Linked DNA regions of Homo sapiens: regions 1 and 2 are each linked to region 3. Evidence: read pairs that join two places in POLR2A ChIA-PET (ENCODE). Cell type or tissue: MCF 10A. All regions are shown on one strand.

The links. ChIA-PET counts read pairs that join two places held together with the same protein. Peaks named below come from ENCODE experiments on the same cell type or tissue, not always from the same donor. Only the 100,000 strongest peaks of a DNase experiment are listed, where the experiment ranks them.
Region 1: POLR2A ChIA-PET joins it to region 3 with 11 read pairs; 34 of 35 experiments call an interaction of 5 or more read pairs at or near these places.
Region 2: POLR2A ChIA-PET joins it to region 3 with 11 read pairs; 21 of 35 experiments call an interaction of 5 or more read pairs at or near these places.

What each region holds. Positions count from the first base shown.
Region 1 is chr6:31,595,774-31,600,773 of GRCh38, reverse strand. No RefSeq gene overlaps it. Among named protein-coding and RNA genes, the nearest start is that of NCR3, 5.3 kb to the right of the region's middle. RefSeq lists enhancers at 2,544-3,044, 3,045-3,545. In MCF 10A, CTCF peaks have their summits at 2,041 (motif pointing right) and 3,562 (motif pointing right); DNase peaks (open chromatin) are centred at 2,023 and 3,603.
Region 2 is chr6:31,820,108-31,825,107 of GRCh38, reverse strand. No RefSeq gene overlaps it. Among named protein-coding and RNA genes, the nearest start is that of HSPA1B, 5.1 kb to the left of the region's middle. RefSeq lists an enhancer at 2,138-3,337. In MCF 10A, no CTCF peak of the experiment used is centred here; DNase peaks (open chromatin) are centred at 1,817, 2,817, 3,267 and 3,677.
Region 3 is chr6:31,539,624-31,544,623 of GRCh38, reverse strand. It overlaps DDX39B (DExD-box helicase 39B), which reads left to right and starts at 2,621. Exons shown (of 11, transcript NM_004640.7): 1 at 2,621-2,674; 2 at 3,960-4,302. The coding sequence starts at 4,092. It overlaps ATP6V1G2 (ATPase H+ transporting V1 subunit G2), which reads left to right. Exons shown (of 3, transcript NM_130463.4): 3 at 1-180. It overlaps ATP6V1G2-DDX39B (ATP6V1G2-DDX39B readthrough (NMD candidate)), which reads left to right. Exons shown (of 13, transcript NR_037853.1): 3 at 2,476-2,674; 4 at 3,960-4,302. SNORD84 (small nucleolar RNA, C/D box 84) reads left to right here and starts at 3,446; the gene lies at 3,446-3,523. It also overlaps DDX39B-AS1. RefSeq lists a silencer at 1,964-2,879 and enhancers at 2,193-3,114, 1,992-3,191. In MCF 10A, no CTCF peak of the experiment used is centred here; DNase peaks (open chromatin) are centred at 2,193, 2,563, 2,913 and 3,363.

The DNA.
Region 1 (5,000 bases), 56 kb before region 3:
TTCTCAGAAGCTGAAAGTATCATCACCTGGGAGCCATTCATTAGTTGAAAAATATTGATAAGACTTGGCCAGAGAAGTCACCCAATCTCACCCCTGCCAGCACGTAGAGGAACCCTGGTGGGGGTGGGGGAAAGATGAGATCACCTGTGCTGGATTGTGGACTTTTGTGTTTTCACCTGTTTTCATGGTCTGAGTTGGGAGTTTATTGGCCTCAACTACATCCAGCCAGCCCACAGCTTGTTGTTAAAGAAGTCAGACCAGAGACTGGGTGCGGCGGCTCACGCCTGTAATCCTAGCACTTTGGGAGGCTGAAGCAGGTGGATCACTTGAGGTCAGGAGTTCAAAACCAGCCTGGCCAACATGGTGAAACCCTGTCTCTAGTAAAAATACAAAAAAGTTAGCCAGGCATGGTGACAGGCGCTGTAGTCCCAGCTACTTGGGAGGCTGAGGCAGGAGAATCGCTTGAACCCGGGAGGCAGAGGTTGCAGTGAGCGGAAATCACACCACTGCACTCCAGCCTGGGCGACAGAGCGAGACTCCCTCTCAAAAAAAAAAAAACAAAAAAAACACACACAAAAACAGAGACCAGTGCACATCCACTTCAACACTGTTTTATTTGTTGCCTTTCCTCTTGAGTGCCTGGGAATAATTTCTTTAGAAAAGTTCCATCCTTGGCCAGGATGGATGCAGTGGCTCACGCCTGTAATCCCAGCACTTTGGGAGGCCGACGTGGGTGGATCACGAGGTCAGGAGTTCAAGACCAGCCTGGCCAAGATAGTGAAACCCCGTCTCTACTAAAAATATGAAAATTAGCTGGGCATGGTAGTGGGTGCCTGTAATCCTGGCTACTCAGGAGGCTGAGGCAGGAGAATCTCTTGAACCCGGGAGGCGGAGGTTGCAGTGAGCCGAGATCGCACCACTGCACTCTAGCCTGGGTAACAGAACAAGACTCTGTCTCAAGAAAAAAAAAAGAAAAAAAAAGTTCCATTCTTGTGCCCACTGTGCTGATTAGCGCAGCAGTTCCTGTCTTGCAGGTTAGCCTTCCCTAGAGGTTCTCAGAGTTATTAAAAGGGGTCCCTTGAATGTACACACATATCAGGATTTATTCTAGATGGACTGAAAAAAAAACCCCACATACTGTCTTTGGAATCTGGAACATTTTTAGCTATGACAAATGTTTAGAAGTCTTAGATATAGAAAAGAGCTGGGAGAGCAGGATGCCCTTGAGTCCAGGTGTAGCAATGGCACTGCCACCCTTGCACAGGACGGGGGAAGCACTGGAGAAGAACCACACATTGAACACCTAGGGCAATGGGGTCTGGAAGTTTACAGGTGGTACCCCCAGTTTACAGTAGTGGCACCAGGACTCCAACCTAGGCTGATTTGTCTTCTAAGCCACATTGCCTTGGGACGTGGAGTAGAACCATGTGATTGAGTGTACACTGTGGAAGAGTGGAGTTTGTTTTTTTTTTTTTTTGAGACGGAGTTTTGCTCGTTGCCCAGGCTGGAGTGCAGTGGCACAATGTTGGCTCACTGCAACCTCCGCCTCCTGGATTCAAGTGATTCTCGTGCCTCAGCCACCCAAGTAGCTGGGATTACAGGCACGCACCACCACGTCTGGCTAAGTTTTGTATTTTTAGTAGAGATGGGGATTCACCATGTTGGCCAGACTGGTCTCGAACTCCCGACCTCAGGTGATCTGCCCACCTCGGCCACCCAAAGTGCTGGGATTACAGGCGTGGGCCACTGCTCCCGGCCGGAAGAGTGGAGTTTTATCCCCAGCCAGTTACTTATTCCACGTCCCCACTGGTGGTGACCTCTTCTCCCTCCCCAAACCGTGGGCTTCTTACAGCTGAGATAGTAGAGACAATTTTTCCTATATTGATCCTTTGGGGTGTGAATGGGGTGTTGATAGAAGGAGGCAAGCAAGGTAGGGGATCGGGCAGAAGCTGGAATCAAGGCCCAGTTGAGAAAAGCCACCATTGGTAGCTCGGGCCTCCCATGCTCTCTGACCACCAGGGGGCAGGCCTTGCCTTGCCATGACGCCTCCATCCCACATCCTCTAGTTAGATATCCCTGGGGTGGCAGCCACTTCGCTGCTGGAGAATGGCTGAGTTGGTCCTTCCCAGGTTGTGTGGCATGTGTGGTTGTTCCGGTAGCTTAGGGAGGTAAAATAATTTGTTCAAGATTAGACTGGGCACAGTGGCTCACACCTGTAATCCCAGCACTTTGGGAGGCCGAAGTGGGAGGATTGCTTTAGGCCAGGAGTTTTAGATCAGCCTGGGCAACACGGTGAGACTCTGTCTGTACAAAAAATAAAAATAAGTGAGCCAAACGTGATGATGTGTGTCTGTAGTCCCAAATACTCTGGAGGCTGACGTGGGAGGGTCACTTGAGCTCAGGAGTTCAAAGTTCAAGGCCACGGGGAGCTATGATCATATGATCACACCGCTGCACTCCAGAATGGTTGACAGAGTGAGACCCTGTCTCAAAAAAAAAAAGGTTGTATAACATAATTGTGGGGATTGCGGGGGAGCTGACATTTGAACCTAGACTCATTCCAAACCAGCATTCTTAACCATGAGATGACTGCTTCTCCAAAAGAAAGCTCTGAATTACTTCAGTGATGGGTGGGAACTGGACAGTCTACAAAAGTACTGTGACACAGAGCTAGAAACACAGATACAAAGGAAAAAACATATATTAGGTCAGGTGTGGTGGCTCACACCTGTAATCCCAGCACTTTGGGAGGCCAAGGCGGGTGGATCACTTAAGGCCAGGTGTTTAAGACCAGCCTGGCCAACATGGCAAAACTCCGTCAGTACTAAAAACACAAAAATTAGCCGAGTGTGGTGGCACACGCCTGTGAACCCAGATACTCGGGAGGCTGAGGCACGTGAATCGCTTGAGCCTGGGAAGCAGAGGTTGCAATGAGCCAAGATTGTGCCACTGCACTCCAGCCTGGGCGACTGAACGAGACTGTCTCACAACAACAACAGCAACAACAACAACATGTATTCATATAAAATGAGCCAGGCTGGGCGCGGTGGCTCACGCCTGTAATCCCAGCACTTTGGGAGGCCAAGGCGGGCGGATCACAAGGTCAGGAGTTTGAGACCAGCCTGGCCAACATGGTGAAACTCAGTCTCTACTAAAAATACAAAAATTAGCTGGGTGTGGTGGCGCACGTCTGTACTCCCAGCTACTCGGGAGGCGGAGGCAGGAGAATCGCTTGAACCCGGGAGGCAGAGGTTGCAGTGAGCTGAGATTGAGCCATTGCACTCCAGCCTGGGCAACAAGAACAAGACTCCATCTCAAAATAAATAAATAAATAAAATAAATAAAAGGAGCCAGACCAGGAGTTTGAGACCTGGACAACATAGCAAGATGCTGTCTTTCAAAAATAAATAAAAGTAAAAAGTCAGGTGTGATGGCACATACCAGTATTCCAAGCTACTTGGGAGGCTGAGGCAGGAGGATTGCTTGAGTCCAGGAGATCGAGGCTGCAGTGAGCAATGATCACACCACTGTATTCCTGCTTGAGTGATAGAGTGAGACCCTTGTCTCTAAAAAATGTAATAGTAAAAGGAGCCAGAAGGGGGCATGCGGTAAGGGGTGGACACATGGCATATTACATGTCATCCTTCACTTCTATGTGCTGTATTATCTCCTGTAGCTGTGTGATACACATACAAGAGTGTCTGGCATACTCTTGTACCAATCCCTGTAGAGGTATTACCTTGTTTTATTGTGTTCCACAGATGTGCATTTTTTTATATATTGAAGTTTGTGGCAACCCTGTGTTGAGCAAGTCTGTAGGTGCCACTTTTCCAATAGCCTGTGCTCACTTTGTGTCTCAGTGGCACATTTTGGTAATTCTTGCAATATTTCAAACTTTTTCTTGATTATTTTATCTGTTATGATCTGTCAGTAGTGATTTTTTTTTTTTGAGACAGGGTCTCACCCTGTCATTCAGGCTGGAGTGCAGTGGCAAGATCATAGCTCACTGCAGCCTCGAAATCCTGGGCTCAAGTGATTCTCCTGCTTCAGCCTCCCAAGTAGCTAAGACTACTGGAACACACCAGCACACCTGGCTAATTTTATCTATTTATTTATTTAGGCAGAGTTTTGTTCTTGTTGCCCAAGCTGGAGTACAATGGCACGATCCCAGTTCACCACTACCTCCGTCTCCCAGTGATTCTCCTGCCTCCGCCTCCCGAGTAGCTGGGATTACCGGCATGCGCCACCACGCCCGACTAATTTTGTATTTTTAGTAGAGACGGGGTTTCTCCATGTTGGTCAGGTTGGTCTTGAACTAACGACCTCAAGTGATCTGCCCTCCTTGGCCTCCCAAAGTGCTGGGATGACAGGAGTCAGCCACTGTGCCTGGACTTTTTTTTTCTTTTTTGTAGAGCTGAGGTTGGCCAAGCGCAGTGGCTCATGCTTGTAATCCCAGTACTTTGAGAGGTCGAGTGGGCAAATCACTTGAGCCCAGGAGTTTGAGACCAGCCTGGACAACATGGTAAGACCCTGTCTCTACAAAAAATACAAAAATTATCTAGGCATGGTGGTGTGTGGCAGCTACTCAGGAGGCTGAGGTGGGAAGATGGTGTGAGCCCATGAGGTTGAAGCTGCAGTGAGCCGTGATTGTGCCACTGCACTCTAGCCTAGGCAACAGAGTGAGACCTTGTCTCAAAAAGAGAGAGAGAGAGAGAAGGTCTTGCTCTGTTGCCCAGGCTGGAGTGCCATGGAGCCATGGCTTTCACAAGCAAAATCGTAGCATACTGCAGTCTTGAACTTCTGTCCTCAAGTGATCCTTCCACCTCAGCCTTCTGAGTAGCAGAGACATAGGCACATACCACTGCACTTGGCAAGAATTAGCTAAATTTACTCTGCCACGCTGTGTAAATGGAACAATAAAGCCTAGATGGCTGGATGTGGTGGCTCATGCCTATAATCCCAGCACTTTGGGAAGCTGAGGTGGGCGGATCACCTGAGGT
Region 2 (5,000 bases), 280 kb before region 3:
TACTAAAAATACCAAAAAAAAAAAAAAAAAAAATTACCTGGGCATGGTGGCGCATGCCTGTAATCCCAGCTACTTGGGAGTCTGAGGCAGGAGAATCATTTGAACCCAGGAGGCGGAGGTTGCGGTGAGCCGAGATCGCGCCACTGCACTCCAGCCTGGGCAACAAGAGCGAAACTCCTTCTCAAAAATAAAATACTTCTCTGATTCTGCTGAGAAACATAAAAAGTGGGGAGTGGGGGGTGGGAGAGGGGGAGAAAAAACCTCTCTATTGGCATGAAGCAAAGGGCATCACTGTCTCAACTGCCTAGCAAGTAGATGTGGTGTTGGGACCCCAAATCTTGGGTGCTCTCTGGATAGCAGAAAAATCCAATATAAATGCTGTTTTTCTTCAATCAGTCACACTAGTCAGAGTCTACAGTGCTATAGTTGACCTAGCTTTTAAGTGAAGCCTCTGTGGACTAGACTGGAAACCCACACATACATATTCCTTGTCCATTTCCTGACAAGGAGAGGGTCACCTGAATTTTCTTTTTTTTTTCTTTTTTTTTTTTTTGAGACAGAGTCTTGCTCTGTCGCCCAGGCTGGAGTGCAATGGCACAGTCTTGGCTCACTGCAACCTCCACCTCCCAGGTTCAAGCGATTCTCCTGCCTCAGCCTCCTGAGTGGCTGGGATTACAGGTGCACACCACCACGCCTGGCTAATTTTTGTATTTTTAGTAGAGAGGGGGTTTCGTCATGTTGGCCAGTCTGGTCTCGAACTCCTGACCTCAAGTGATCCGCCCGTCTGGGCCGCCCAAAGTGCTGGAATTACAGGCATGAAGCACCACGCCGGCCTTTTCTTTCCTTTCAGACTGGATGCTTCCCAAGGCAGAAATCCAGTCACAAGTTTAATTGCTGTCTAAGGTGAATATATAAGAACCCCAGGAGATTTTTCAGAACTTTAATGTGATTAATTTCAGAATTAGGTTTTTATTGGATTCTGTGTTTGGAAGGATCAGAGCTCAGAGTCCCCAAAGTGAAAGCCAGGTTAGATGCTTTCAAAGGGACAAGAGAACTGAAGAGGGAGTGCCAAGAACATAATTGCTACAGCAGTGTGGGGTAAGACAGCCTTCTTCAGGCTGACGCTGCAGGGTCTTTTCCTTCCTTCTCCCTCTCCTTTTTATAGTTCCTCAAACAGTAGTTTTCTTAATTTTGTTCATTTTAAAAGATGGTATAGGCCGGGCGCGATGGCTCATGCATGTAATCCCAGCACTTTGGGAGGCCGAGATGGGTGGATCACCTGAGATCAGGAGTTCAAGACCAGCCCGGCAAACATGGCAAAACCCCTTCTCTCCTAAAAACACAAAAATTAGCCGGACGTGGTGGTGCACATCTGTAATCCCAGCTACTCAGGAGCTGAGGCAGGAGAATCACTTGAACCTGGGAGGTGGAGGTTGCAGTGAGCTGAGATCGCACCACTACACTCCAGTCTGGGTGACAGAGCAAGACTCTGTCTCAAAAAAATAATAAATTAAAAAAAAAAGCTGTTATAATTTTAAGTTTATCCAAATGAACTTAAATGAAAGCAAAAGAGTTAATTGATATGAAATCTAGAGGCAGGCATTCTTAACTGAATGAATGACAAATGCTTCAATGACAAAGAGAACCCTGGCCATTTCTAGCAGCATGGAAAGAAAAAATCTGGGAAGGGAAAATCCTGGATTTGCATCTGCGCTCTACTTCTTTGGTGAGGCTGTTTTTCTTTTCAACAAGGAAGTACTTGTACATTGACTAAATAACACAAGTTTCGACGTGTTCATCTCTAAAACATAATTAACAATAACTGAACTGCGTGTGGTGACTCAGGTCGGTAATCCCAGTGCTTTAGGAAGCCAAGGCAGGCACTTGAACTCAGAAGTCCAAGATCAGCCTGGGCAACATAGTGGGACACCATCTCTACTAAAAACTTTACAAGTTAGCTGGGCGTGGTGGCAGGTGCCTGTAGTCCCAGCTACTTGGGAGGCTGAGGCAGGAGGATCGCTTGAGCACAAGAGGTCAAGGCTGCAGTGAGCTATGATCACGCCACTGCATTCCAGCCTGGGAGACAGAGATCCTGTCTCGAATAAAAAAATTTTTTTTCCCTACATGATCAAAGAGAATATGATCTTCTCCCTCCTTTTATTGGGGATCCCATACTCTCGGATATGACTCGTAGTCATTCTTATTTAGGTGTTTAAAAGTTGGGGACCATTATTAGGACTACAGCTGCTTTCAGCTTAATGTAAAAACTGTCCTAAGATCTGCGGGCACAGGCCATTCAGTCAAACCTTTTCATTTTCAAAGACAGCACCAAGGATCAAAGAAGTTCAGTGGCTTGATCTGGTTACCCAGATGACAGGTTACAGAACCGGTGATTGGACCCACGGGTTCTGACACTCATTTTGTACTCCTTCCCACATTGGCTCATCAACCTAACTGGGTTTTGTTTGCTTTTAATTTTGTGGTTAGACCTAATTGTTTTATTCTCTAAAGAGGAAAACAAATGAATACAGTGTTGGCCTCTGCGAGCATTAAGGGCACCACGGGTATGTGATCAGCCAGGGACTCCCGTCCTGGCTGCTGCTCTGCTCTTCGGACTCAAGACCATGGCCCCTACAAGCTCTTGCCTTCCCCACCTTCCAGCTCTCCCAGCCCTGCCTCTCCTTTCCGATAGAACAGATTGCTCAAGCAGAAAGAGGGGAAAGGAGGGGGGAGCCCCGTTACTAGGGCAAGGTTGGCATATAGTTCACAGAATCTTCCGGACGTTAAATATAGAGTCCTGACTAACCTTGATGTTTTAGGGCCGGCTGGCGAGAGGAGGGAGAGACTCGGGTGGCGCAGTTTGTTGGGGAGTGTCCCTAAGAATGACACAGCAGTTCTCGCCTTGAAGGTCAGAAAACTCTAGAAACTTCGGGCAGAGCCAGCGACGGGGGAAAAAGCCTCAGCCAAAGGGGAGGAAAGGTGGGGAGTGCGGGGGGGGGGCGGGGGGAGAAAAGGCGGGGCCGCTGGGGCCTGAGGGCGGGGCTGGCTTCGGGGCTGCCTATCCGACTCCTGCGTTTTCTGATGTTTTTTTTTTTCCAAAAAGGGATTAAAGGAGGAAAGAAAGGACCTTTCGAGTTTCTCTCATACTAGGTGATTTACAAGACGAAAATATTGGAGAATTTTGTAACTTTCATACAACTAAATCAGATGCATTGGGTGGCCAGAGGCGAGAAGAGAAGGTCCCCACCGCCCACGGCCAGCGCGCACCCGTCTGCGCGGGGACGCGCGACTGATGGGAGAGTAGGGGATGGAGTCGGTTGGCTTTTGCCTACAGCCAGCTCAGCGCCCCGTTCTAGTCCCTCGCCCCGTGAGGCATCAGGAGAGTAAGAAAATTAGACCCTCAGGAGTGATTCTCGGTTGCTGGGCTCCTCCGTAGTCCCAGCCTGTGAACCTGCTCCAGCCCTCCTCTGGTGCCCTCCCTTCTAATTTTTTTTTTTTTCACTTTTTTTTGAGGCAGGGTCTCGCTTTGTCGCCCAGACTGGAGTGCAGTGGCGCAATCACGGCTCACTGCAGCCTCAAGCGATCCTCCCGCCCCAGCCTCCCGGGTAGCTGGGACTCCAGGCCCGCGCCACCACGCCCTGCTCCTCTCTCCTCCAATTCTTGATCGGGCTGGACGTGGGCCAGCGGGGTGGGGCGGGTTTAACTCCGTGTCTGGAATGCTCCGCTGCCCTACCCCTCAAACATCCCTTTAAATGGTGGTGCTAGGAAAGGACGAGGGCCCGGTGGGTTTACTCCCTCTGGCTGAACTACACCTGATAGATACCTCAGGGGCGTTTCCCAAGGGGATGGATTTAGATCAGTTAGCAGGAGGAATGGTGGCTGTCACAATTTTTTATATTCACGTAAGGATCGCTCCCTCAGAAATCGCCAATATTGGCTCCCCCAAGAAATAACCTCATTTCCTTTTTTAGCCTAAAGCCGTATTATTTCTGCCCACTTCTCTCACATCTATAAAATACTGTAGTTAATTTTTTGTTTTGGTACCTTTTTTGTCTTTTTGAGGATGACAAGAACTCTTGAAGACCAGGAATAACAGTAAGTGTATATGTTATAAAATAAAATCCTGGGTTCAAAGCCATATAAAATCAAATTTATTATCATAGCCTGCTGCCTTCTGAGGCCTGGTATAGGAAGGTAGGAGGTGATTGGAATTGAGAAGATATTTATATTTGTTTTTCCACACCTGCAGTTATTTTTCCTGTTGCACTTTCCTCCCTCAAAGTTCCTCTGCTCCTCAAAACATCACTCCGTTTATGGGTGGCACTGCATTCTCTTTGCTAATTCCACAGCTCCCTCAACGTCTTTTCTTGAGGTTACAAAGTGAATATTTCAAGGTACAGTACTCTGTGCTAGGGTATGCAGGCAAACAATTTTTTTTTTTTTTTTTTTTTTGGAGACGGAGTCTTGCTCTGTCGCCCAGGCTGCAGTGCAGTGGCACGATCTCGGCTCACTGCAACCTCCACCTCCCGGGTTCAAGTGAGTCTCCTGCCTCAGCCTCCTGAGTAGCTGGGATTACAGGCGCCCACCACCACGCCTAGCTAATTTTTGTATTTTTAGTAGAGGTGGGGTTTCACCATCTTGGCCAGGCTTGTCTTGAACTCCTGACCTAGTGAGCCACCCGCCTCGGCCTCCCAGAGTGCTGGGATTACAGGCATGAGCCACCACGCCCGGCCGACAAGTAATAATTTTTACATATTTCTTGTTAAAACACCTACTAATAAGCTTGATAGGGCCATAGGAACTCTCTTATTGCCTCCATTCAATGTTATGTCTGATGACTTCTCTACTGTGTCAACAAAGGCATTTGGTAGGTCCTTCCCCATCTCCACCCTTTTCCAATTACCTTTTTCCCCACTCCATGCCACAGTAGTGGTAGTTGCTCCTGGTTTAGAGTCACTACAGGGTCTGCAGATCAGAGTCACAAATGCTACTGCAGCTCT
Region 3 (5,000 bases):
TCCTATTTCCCCAAAGACTTATCAGATGCTCATTGCTTTCTAAGATCTAAAATGATACTGTGTTCCCTCATATGCATGCCCTTCCTTTCTATATCCTTGACACCTTACTTTCCCATTGTAACAATAAAAAAAGTATCAATAAAATAATTATTGGCAAATAAATTGGTGAGTTGAAGCAGCCTCCTTTTGCCTCATCATTTCTCATTTTCAGTCACTTTGTTTTTTTTTTTTTTGAGATGGAGTTTTGCTCTTGTTGCCCAGGCTGGAATACAATGGCGTGATCTCAGCTCATTGCAACCTCTGCCTCCCAGGTTCAAGCGATTCTCCTGCCTCAGCCTCCCAAGTTGCTGGAATTATGGGTGTGTGCCACCACGCCTGGCTATTTTTTGTATTTTTAGTAGAGATGGGGTTTCGCCATGTTGGTCAGGCTGGTCTCAAACTCCTGACCTCAAGTGATCCACCTGCCTTGGCCTCCCAAAGTGCTGAGATTAGAGGTGTGAGCCACTGTGCCTGGCCTTCAGTCACTTTCTTGTTTTTTGTTTACATATTCCCTAAACAGCCCAAATGGCTATCCTTTGAAACTTCTTGGAGAAACAAGAACAAGTAGTACTTTATTATTTCTCTAAAGTGAGAAACATGGTTCCTCATTTGGGAATCTGAGGACTATAGATCGCAACTGTAGAGAAAAGCTGGAGTGTAGGAGCAAGTGCTCTTTGCCCCTTTACCTTGCATTTTCTTCATAGCACTTACTGCTACTGGTTTTTTGAGACAAGGTCCTGCTGTGTTGCCCAGGCTGGAGTTCCAGCTCACGGCAGCCTTGACCCCCTGGACTCAAATGATCCTCCCACTTCAGCCTCCTGAGTAGCTGGGATTACGGGCGAGTGCCACTATGCCTTGCTAATTTTAAAATTTTTTGTAGAGATGGGGTCTCACTTGCCCAGGCTGGTCTGAAACTCCTGGGCTCAAGCAATCCTTCGGGCTCGGCTTCCTCAAGGGTTGGGTTACAGGCCTGAGCCACTGCACCCTGACCACTTATCGATACTTGACATTATATTTGTGTTTATGTGTTTTCTTTCCTGTAATGTAAACACTGTGAGAACAGGGCTGTTCACCGTTGTGTCCCCAGATCCTAGGACAACATGTGGCACAAGGGAGGCAGTTGATAAATACTTTTGAATAAATTAAATGATACTTGGGAAAATACCTTCTATGACACCATTCTTGAATTAGTTACTTCATTTGTCACTGAAGACAAGCTTACTTCACCAAGAATTTGAACCAATAAGGTAACCTGCAGTGTATTTACTAACCAGATTCTTTGAGCAGGGAGGCAGAATACAATAGAGAATGAGAGATGTTTGCATCCTGGCTGTAACCTCACCAGCCGTACTGCTTGAGATATGTTGCTTTGCTTCGCTTCTGTCAATAAGATGAGAATAACGGTACCTACTCCTTAGTATTAAATGATTAAGTATGTTAACAGGGAGAGGGCCAAACGTTTGTTGTTTTATTACACAGCAGGACATCAGGTCTTACTTTTGTAGCTCCCCATCTCAAAGACGGGGATAGCAAATGTTTCATTCAGGAAAAAAATCCAGGTTGAACAATGGGGCTGTTGGGGCGGGGCCAAGAACATTCTGCTCGAATTAACAGTATTAATGGGCCGGGCGCGGTGGCTCACGCCTGTAATCCCAGCACTCTGGGAGGCCGAAGTGGGTGGATCACCTGAGGTCATACATGGGTGAAGCCCCGTCTCTACTAAAAAAACAAAAATTTGCTGGGCGTGGTGGCGGGCGCCTGTAATCCTAGCTACTCGGGAGGCTGAGGCAGGAGAATCGCTTGAACCCGGGAAGCAGCGGTTGCAGTGAGCCGAGATCAGGACATTGCACTCCCGCCTGGGCGACAGGGCGAGACTCTGTCTCAAAACAAAAACAAAAACAGTATTAATGGAATGTAGTATAACCCTCAAGCCCTACTATTAACACTTGGGGCCGAATCCAGACCCCGTCTTCCCGCTCGGATTCAGAACACCTTCCTGACTCACTGGCCCTAGGGCATCAGCTACCTCGGACAGCATCCTTTTGGGAAAATACCGCCCACCAGCCCCACGACTGGGAAAGAGTCGGGAAACACCCCCGAGCAATCCAGTTCCCTGAGACTTCCCTCCTCCCTCCCCTCAGCTAGGGCCTGCCGGTTCCTAGTGCGTGCCCAGCAGTCCTCAGGTCACCTTCACTACCGGGCCAAGGACCCCGTGGGAACTCGCAGCCTTCGCCACACTCGTTCCTCGCGCATCCATGGAGGGGTGCCTACAGAGAAGACCTGCGTGGCAAAAACCTAAACGAAGAGATGAGGGGCATGGAGAGGAGTAGGATAAGAGAATAAAGATAACAGTGGGGGGGAGACGTTAGTTTCCTTTATATCTTTTGTTACTGGCGGTAGCAGTGAAGTTAGAAACGGTTTTAAAACAAATTTCAGACAGGCATTTTCCAAAGGCAAGCCTGGAGCGCACGGATCTGTATAACCGCGGAAGGCCCTGTTTCCGGTCCCTTGCGCCTGCGCTCTTGCAGCCAAGAAGGCGGGAGGCTGGAGTAGAGGGAAGCCTGCAACCGGAAGTGAAGGCAGATTTCCCTCCTTCGTCGCTGTTGCTGCCGCCATACGCGCTCTCCCTGTTTAGGTAAGCTTTGGCCTTCGCTACAATCCGTTTCCATCTGCGCTTCTCCGCACCCATCCCGTCACATGGGTTCCTGATACCCTTTTCACAGGCGATGGTCTGGTCGCTGGGGCCTAGTTGGTTCGCTATTTCCTTAGCTTGCATCCCTTTCGAGAGCAAAGAGCTCCTGGGGGAAGGAAGGGAAGCTAAGGGGGGACCCAATCCAAGATGGTGTCCTCGGCGCCATTGTGTTCGTTTTGCTCCCTTCTTCCAATGGGTTCTTCTCATATTGGAGGCCTCAGCATCAATGAGAGGCGGCGCTCGGCGTCCCTTGGTCTTGGTATTTGCGGAGGGCGGGGCTCTTCTCACCTTCCTTGTCCTTTCTTGAGCTCTTTCTCGGCCCTCGGTGGGACTGGGAGGAGGAGCTGGTTTCTGGGCCCAGTTGGATTTTTCTCACCTTGACTTGCCCAACTTAATTTGGAGTGCCTTCCAAGTGTTTACGATACGATTGGTGTCATTGTATGTTTCTCCAAAAGGAGTCTCACCTTCGTAGCGTAACAGTGATGTGAGACCACTTGGTAAAGATCCTGTTAAAGCCTGGGCGGGGATTGCCTTTCTCTGTCACCTATTAGCTTTCTTATTGTAGGGTGGAGACATGAATTTTGTTTTTTTGTGGCCGAGCCATTTGTCTTGCACCGCCCCTCCCCCCCATGCTAATTACACAAGGCTTGCTTAAACAGCGGAAGGGAGGATACTGAGAAGTGGGAGGCTGAGAGCTATGGGAGGTGGACGGCGGCCATATGATGTTTTCTTTTCGAAAGGTGAGCGCTTTGCGCAGTGATGACCCTCATCTATCACCCTTGACTGATGGCTGCTGAGTTAGGCATCCATAACGGTGGGATTATAATAGGGAAAGCGGAGTCTTCCTTTGAGGACTTTTCAGGACTCTACTTGTCATCTCCATTTTCCACTTTACTAAGTTATTAGTCGTATTTTACCTTTTATTATCTATTCTATTTCCTCACTGTTACTTTCAGATCAAGAATTTATAAGTTGGTCTTCCCCTTCCAACTTTTCTGGTTTCCGCTACTGTGATTGCTAATCTTGTTGGGAACCTCTGTCCTAACCACTTTCCCTGGTACTGCTTTTTCTGTTCTGTTATATTTGCTTTTCGTTTTTATGTTTTGTATCTGTTTTTCTTTCCAGGTAAAAGTTTCCTGGTTTAGGGAAAGTGGGAACTGGGGATGGAAAAGAGGTGGTGAAGGCTGTGCTCGTGATTAAGTCTTGCTTTTTTTTTTCCCCCCTCCAGCTCTTCTGTTAGAAATAGTATCTTTGTTTTCCTTTGCTGTTCCTCAATCCCCTACTCTTCACCCCTTGTTTTCACCTATTTTGCGAGAACCCATCCAGATCCCCCTTCCCTTCTTCCCCTGCCGGCCCAGTTATGGCAGAGAACGATGTGGACAATGAGCTCTTGGACTATGAAGATGATGAGGTGGAGACAGCAGCTGGGGGAGATGGGGCTGAGGCCCCTGCCAAGAAGGATGTCAAGGGCTCCTATGTCTCCATCCACAGCTCTGGCTTTCGTGACTTCCTGCTCAAGCCAGAGTTGCTCCGGGCCATTGTCGACTGTGGCTTTGAGCATCCGTCAGAAGGTAAATTTTCTCTTGGGCATGTAGTGCTCATTGGGCTCTTTAAGGGTACAATACAAAGATGTGTTTGTCGTTGCTCAGGTGGTGGTAAGGGTTTATACTTAAGGCTAGATCAGGGCCAGGTGCAGTGGCTCACGCCTGTAATCCCAGCACTTTGGGAGGCCGAGGCAGGAGGGTGGCCACTTGAGCTCAAAAGTGCAAGAGAAGCCTGGGCAACACAGCGAGACTCCTGTCTCTACAAAACGTTCAGAAATTAAGCAGGTGAAGGTTGAGGCTTCAGTGAGCCGTGATTGCACCACTGTGCACCAGCCGGGGCGACAGTGAGGAAGAAAAAATCAGGGGATAAGTATCAAAAACAATTTTGGATAGAGGAGGCTTATACAGGCTTATTCTTTCTTTCGTGATAGCACCAAAGTGCTAATGATCCAAAAGTGACTTCCAGGTCTGCCATTCATTCTTGTGACTGGCTTTTCTTGTCTGCTTATTTTTAATTTTGTCACTTGACTTCTAATTTTAAATTTCCAGAAAGGTCCTGCTTGGACCTGTAGTCTCCCTCTGTTGGGCCAGGCCAACTGTGGTCTCTGGAAACCTCTATGACTGGTTTAGAGATGACTGGCTTCTGGGTCAGGTACCAAGTCCTTCATTTTGTCCAGGGTTGTAGTAGTTACGTGACCCGAAGTATAGCAACCTAAGCAGGAGAA